Linked DNA regions of Homo sapiens: region 2 is linked to region 1. A link is a loop called in an ENCODE intact Hi-C map of the cell type or tissue named here. Cell type or tissue: ascending aorta. All regions are shown on one strand. Each heading gives the region's core, and the rest is flanking DNA. Links, peaks and the distances in the headings are about the cores only. Region 1 has its middle 65 kb from the start of C10orf126. Region 2 has its middle 4.5 kb from the start of C10orf126.

What was found. A loop is a pair of places that touch in the nucleus more often than their neighbours do. Peaks named below come from ENCODE experiments on the same cell type or tissue, not always from the same donor. Only the 100,000 strongest peaks of a DNase experiment are listed, where the experiment ranks them.
Region 2: a loop joins it to region 1, with 2.3 times the contacts of the local background. A loop is called at or near these places in 3 of 110 quality-filtered maps.

Annotation. Positions count from the first base shown.
Region 1 is chr10:28,910,405-28,913,323 of GRCh38, forward strand. No RefSeq gene overlaps it. Among named protein-coding and RNA genes, the nearest start is that of C10orf126, 65 kb to the left of the region's middle. In ascending aorta, for the core only: no CTCF peak of the experiment used is centred there; a DNase peak (open chromatin) is centred at 1,281; H3K27ac peaks cover 2,500 bases.
Region 2 is chr10:28,840,436-28,843,354 of GRCh38, forward strand. No RefSeq gene overlaps it. Among named protein-coding and RNA genes, the nearest start is that of C10orf126, 4.5 kb to the right of the region's middle. In ascending aorta, for the core only: no CTCF peak of the experiment used is centred there; a DNase peak (open chromatin) is centred at 1,526; H3K27ac peaks cover 1,460 bases.

The DNA of each region.
Region 1 (2,919 bases), core at 216-2,715:
TTAGGAAGCAAAAAAAGGTCAAAAACCACGGGCAAAATTAATGTCTTGTTGGGTCCTGCTACAATAACTCTGGGGGTGAAATGAAGTTCATGCTCCTTTATTCTGAAGCATGATTATAAAGCAATGGAGTAACGGCTTCAACAAATATATCTGAATGAATATATCTAAATAAATGCTGTGGCCTTCAAGATGGCCATGGCGAAAACTCTAATTATTATGACATATGTTTCTTAAGCCTTTTCTGAGACCCTTCCCAACCCTTCTTCTCCTCCTGTGCACCGCTCTTCTGAGATGCTTGAGGTTTCATACATACTACTATTGTAAATATTTCCATTTAACATTGAAATTAGTTGTTTTCGGGGTTTGTGCCCCATCAAGGATTGGTACAGAGTAAAAATGTATTGCGTTAAAAAATTTTTAAAGTGTGTTTAGTGAATGGCCTTCACAGATAATTTATGACTCGCACAGGAAAACTTGCCTAATGTTTTAGGGCCACATTTTGTATACCAAAGCAGTGTCACCCAATTTGGTCACCTACATTCACCAGCTCCATTTTAAAATAATTTTTGGTTTATTTTAAGAATCAAATACACCTTCTTCTTGGTATAAAGGTTTATAACCATTGAGACTATTCTAAAGGAATGTGCTCTTGGCTCTGGAGGCAATTCCAAAGGAGGAATTTCCAAAATATTTTGAGCTATGACTGCATCATTGTGTAGTGATGCCCAGTGGAAAAATATTTTTTAAAGCAGTAGAACTGTTCCTTAAAAGTTACTCATAGTTACGAGAGGCTGAGCAACCAATTCACGATTGTGACTTCCTTTGTTTTGGGAAAAGTTAGCAGAATAAACACTTCAGTTTGTCCAAGAACAATAATTTGTGTAATGAGCGTCATCCTCAATGTTACTTTAAATGTAGGCTGAGAAGTAATGTGTTCTGTTTAACATAAATAGAGTCCATTTTTAGTGGGACATTGTCCTTGCTGCATCTTTGAATATGGATTTAGATTTTAGTGACTGTCTCTGAAACTGTCTTGGGAAGGTGTGTGTGTGTGTGTGTGTGTGCATGCACATGTGTGTACATATCTGTTTGTATGTATAAATGCATGTATATTTTGTCTATTTGTCTGATTATATTTGTTTTAGGACAGTGCAAACCCTGAGCTAACCCAGAAAGTATCTCGACCCTCTCTTTACTCCACACTGGATGAAAGACTGGGAAAGGAAATTGAATCAGGTTTGCCCGGGCACAGTGGCTCATGCCTGTAATCCCAGCACTTTAGGAGGCCGCGAAAGGCGGATCACTTGAGGTCAGAAGTTCAAGTCCAGACAGGCCAATATGGCAAAACCCCGTCTCTACTAAAAATACAAAAACAATCAGCTGGGCATTGTGGTGGGGGCCTGTAGTCCCAGCTACTTGGGAGACTGAGGCAGGAGAATCGCTTGAACCCAGGAGGCGGAGGTTGCAGTGAGCTGAGATCATGCCATTGCACTCCAGCCTGGGCAACAAGAGTGAAACTCTGTCTCAAAAAATAAAATAAAATAAAATAAAATAAAATAAAATAAAATAAAATAAAATAAAATAAAAAGAAATGGAATCAGGTTTGACCCTGGCTATCTGGGCGACAGCACCAGGCGTGGTGTTATGAAGACCAGCAGATGGAAATGAATCACTGGTGATTGGGGCTGGTGTTTGGGGCCAAGGAGGCTGCATTGCAGCTGGTGGGTGGTTGAAGGGTCCCCCTTTTAGGAAGGAGAAGCTCCCAGTCATCTTGGGATGGGAATGAGCAAGGCTGCCACTTAGTTCTGGGACTGAGAGGCTCCAGCTGGATTCGGAGGTGGGAAAGAGACCTGGAGCCTGGTGGAGAGGAGGCTGACTTGGCTTAGCCAGGCAAAAGGTAGCCAGGAGCTAGGCCAAAGGCCCAAGGCTGGCGTTCAGAGCCGGGACCCTCTAGAGGAACCCCTTTTGATAAGCATGGGAATGTTTCTCGGAGTTGTAATTGTGTCAGCCCCATGCCTTCAGTACAGTTTTATTAAACAGTTGGGCTGCTCCTCTCTGTGCATTGTGGAAGTACAGGCAGAGCTTGTGTCTGCACTTGGAGTGTCTTGCATGGGGATGGCCGAGCAGCCTGAGGAAGCCAGTGTTGAGCCTGTTCAAGGGAATTTCCTTGCAGGGCTTTGCAGCACCGGCCTTGGAGTCAGGGTGGCTGGAGGGATGAGTGACTACTGGGATGGGTGGGCGGCACATCCAGCATCTCTCCAGAATTCTCCAACATGTTCATGAAGGAGAAGCAGGGAGAAGAATAACTTTCTTGAGTTATGGAATTGGGCCTCAAAGTCATGATTATTTGGATAATAAGAAAACACAGGCTGGGTACAGTAGCTCACAGCTGTAATCCCAGCACTTTGGGAGGCTGAGGCAGGAGGATTGCTTGAGCCCAGGAGTTTGAGACCAGCCTGGGCCACATGGTAAGACTCAGTTTTTACATAAAAAATTGTTTTTAAAATGAACCAGGAGTGGTGGCTCGCATGTAGTCACAGCTACACGTGAGGCTGAAAAAAGGAGGATTGCTTGAGCCCAGGAGTTCAAGGCTGCAGTGCAGTGAGCTATGATTATACCACTGCACACCAGCCGGGCAATAGAGCAAGACCCTGTCTCAAAAAAACAAAACAACTCCTCTCCCCACCTCGAAGCCCCACGATCTTTTTGGTAATTACAGGTGAGTGAGGTCTGGGGACTTACTAGTTCTAACTGGGATAAGTGCAAAGCATTACTATGTCTATAAGATACCTTCCATTTTTTAAAAAGCAAACTTAAAAGTTGAAACAATTCCATATTTTACATGTCTTTAGAGGTTCTCATTATGTACGTAGGTGAAATAATCACAATGTAACTGAAATGTTTAGTTTTCAGCCAGTG
Region 2 (2,919 bases), core at 275-2,774, 70 kb before region 1:
CTGATCCTCCTTGAGTACTCAGCCTCCCGAGTAGCTAGGACTACAGGCACACGCCAACACACTCAGCTAATTTTAAAATTATTTTTGTAGAGATAGGGTCTTGCTATATTGCCAGGGGCCTCAAGCGATCCTCCTGCCTTGGCCTCCAAAGAACTGGGATTATAGGTGTCAGCCACCCGACCAGGAGCTCAGTCTTGAGGTGAGATAGGCAAGACAGATACATAGATCCCTAGTCCAGAAACACATTTGGAAATGTGTTCCCACCCTGCCAAAATCAATATTCAATACGTTTTCCATATCATGTATGATGCATGCATGGAGGAGTTCTTTTTTTGCTAATGATTAATGGATTAAGAAATATCATTTTCAGATCAATTTTTAAATACATTCTTACAGATCCATTGAGATTATTTTTATTCCATAAAATCAGTTTTAAAGTTACAATCTTTTATTCAAAATTTGGAAAGCATCAACTTCTCTGGTGTCCTCAGTCGTACGCCTGTGTGCTTTTTGCCTTAATAATTAAATAACTTTTCATCGCCTGAAAGCTCCAAGCTGGTTGACTGCGGATAGTTAAGTGTTTATCTTTTGTTGCTTCTGGGTAGCACATCTTACTGCTCCTGCGTGCTTTTGAGTGGTAGAAAAAAGTCAGTGTTAGCATCAAACATTAACCCTGTGACCTGCTTGTTTATATGCCTACTGTAACATGGCTTTGCTTGAATTTCTGAGGTTAGTCAAAGCAAATATCTGTACAATCTTGAGACGACTGCACATAAACTAAAACATCTTTTGTCAAGATTGCCAGTAATACATTCCTTCAGACCAAAGCCTTAAGGAAAACTAGCTACTGATATTAATGGAGGGAATTTCTTAAAAGCTTAAGAGGAATTATAGGACTTTAGTACCACCTCCCATTTACCACTTTATCCTGAAAGATGTGGGGTGGAGGTCCTCCCGCTGGCTCAACTCAAGTGCCTTGTAGGGTTGTTGCTACAAGGAGGCACTGTTGTGTGAAAACTAACTGTGCTTTGTGTTTGTTAAACTTAAATATTCTAAAATAAGCATTCGTTTTGTTTGTCCATCAGGCAAAGTATGGGGCAGCATGAAACAGAAATATCTGGTTTCAAATAAATTGTATATGCTAAATTTTCACTGTGTATGTGAATCTAATTATAAGACAAAGCTATATAAGACATTCAGCAAGCTGTTTTCTAGGGATGATATTAGGTAAAACCTTAGAAATCACACTGATTTTTTTCCCATTCTAAAAAAAAAAAAAGCATTTTGGCTCGGTAGCATAATACCCATCTTTCCAGGATGAATCATTTCTATTTTAGAGGTTGAGAGAAATCTGATCCACATTAAAAGAAAGGCCAGTCACTAACTACTCCAGAAATCATATAAATAGATTGTTATGGGCCAGGCGCAGTGGCTCATGCCTGTAATCTGCACTTTGGGAGGCCTAGGTGAGAGGATTGCTTTAACCCAAGACTATGAGACCAGCCTAGGCAACATAGAACTTGTCTCTACAATAAATAAATCAATTAGCCATGCAAGGTAGTGTGTGCCTGTGATTCCAGATACTCAGGAGGCTAAGGCGGGAGGATTGCTTGAGTCAGGGAGGTTGAGTCTGCTGTGAGCTGTGATTGTGCCACTGCATGCCAGCCTGGGTGGCAAAGTGAGATCCTGTCTATAAATAAATAGTTTGTTGTTAACGGTTGGCTTCAGTATTTGGAAAGAAAAGTTTAAAAAAATTTAATAAATGTTGTGCCCTCCATATCAATTGTTAATGACAACACTCTGTGCCATATTGTAGAAGATAAAATCATTCATTCTAGGTCTGAAGCTCTGTCAATAAAGCAAATTCACATTCTCCACAGTGGGCAACAGTGGGGTACTTTCTATTTTTGGAGGCATGGCTGAACTCAAGAACCCCTGTTGTAATCCCCAGAGTCCCTTTTTCCCTAGGGATTTGTCCCTAGTTGTTCACAATGTTTCCATGCCAAGCAACAGAAGGGATTTCCTTAGAGATCTTCATACTGAAACAAACCATAGACAAATTCCTATTATTGAGTCATGGCTTTGGTTTACTCATCAGATCTCCAGCACAGGACCCTGAAGTCTCTATCTTGTGCCTATCACTTTGTGGGTTTTGTTTCTCTAGCGTGCTAGAGAAAGCGTTTTTGATTCAAATCAGCATAAACTGCTGCTAGGAAAGAAAGCGTCCCTTCTTTATTTGCAGTTTGGTAGCCAGGGTGCTTGCTGATTTAGCCTCATGCAGAATATATAATCCCTTCCTTTGTTCTTAATACATTTGCTGTGCCTCAATAATGAAAATTTCTACTTTATATTTATAGTAATCTGTTTATTTGCCCTCTTCCCCTACTATATATATATATGTGTGTATATATATGTGTATATATATGTGTATATATATATGTGTATATATATATGTGTGTGTATATATATGTGTGTATATATATGTATATATATGTGTATATATATATGTGTGTGTATATATATATATATATTTTTTTTTTTTAGACAAGAGTCTCTCTCTGTTGCCTAGGCTGGAGTGCAGTGGTGAGATCTCAGTTCACTGCAACCTCCACCTCCTGGATTCAAACAATTCTCCTGCTTCAGCCTCCTGAGTAGCTGGGATTACAGGTACCCGCCACCACACCTGGCTAATTTTTGTATTTTTAGTAGAGACGGGGTTTCACCGTGTTGGCGAGGCTGGTCTCGAACTCCTGACCTCAAGTGATCTGCCCTCCTCAGCCTTCCAAAGTGCTGGGTTTACAGGCCTGAGCCACTGTGCCTGGCCTCCCTCTACTATATTCTAGCATCTTCAGGATGACATAATTTCTCATTCCATTTAAAATCTTCCATAGTATAACCACAATACTTTACACACAGTAG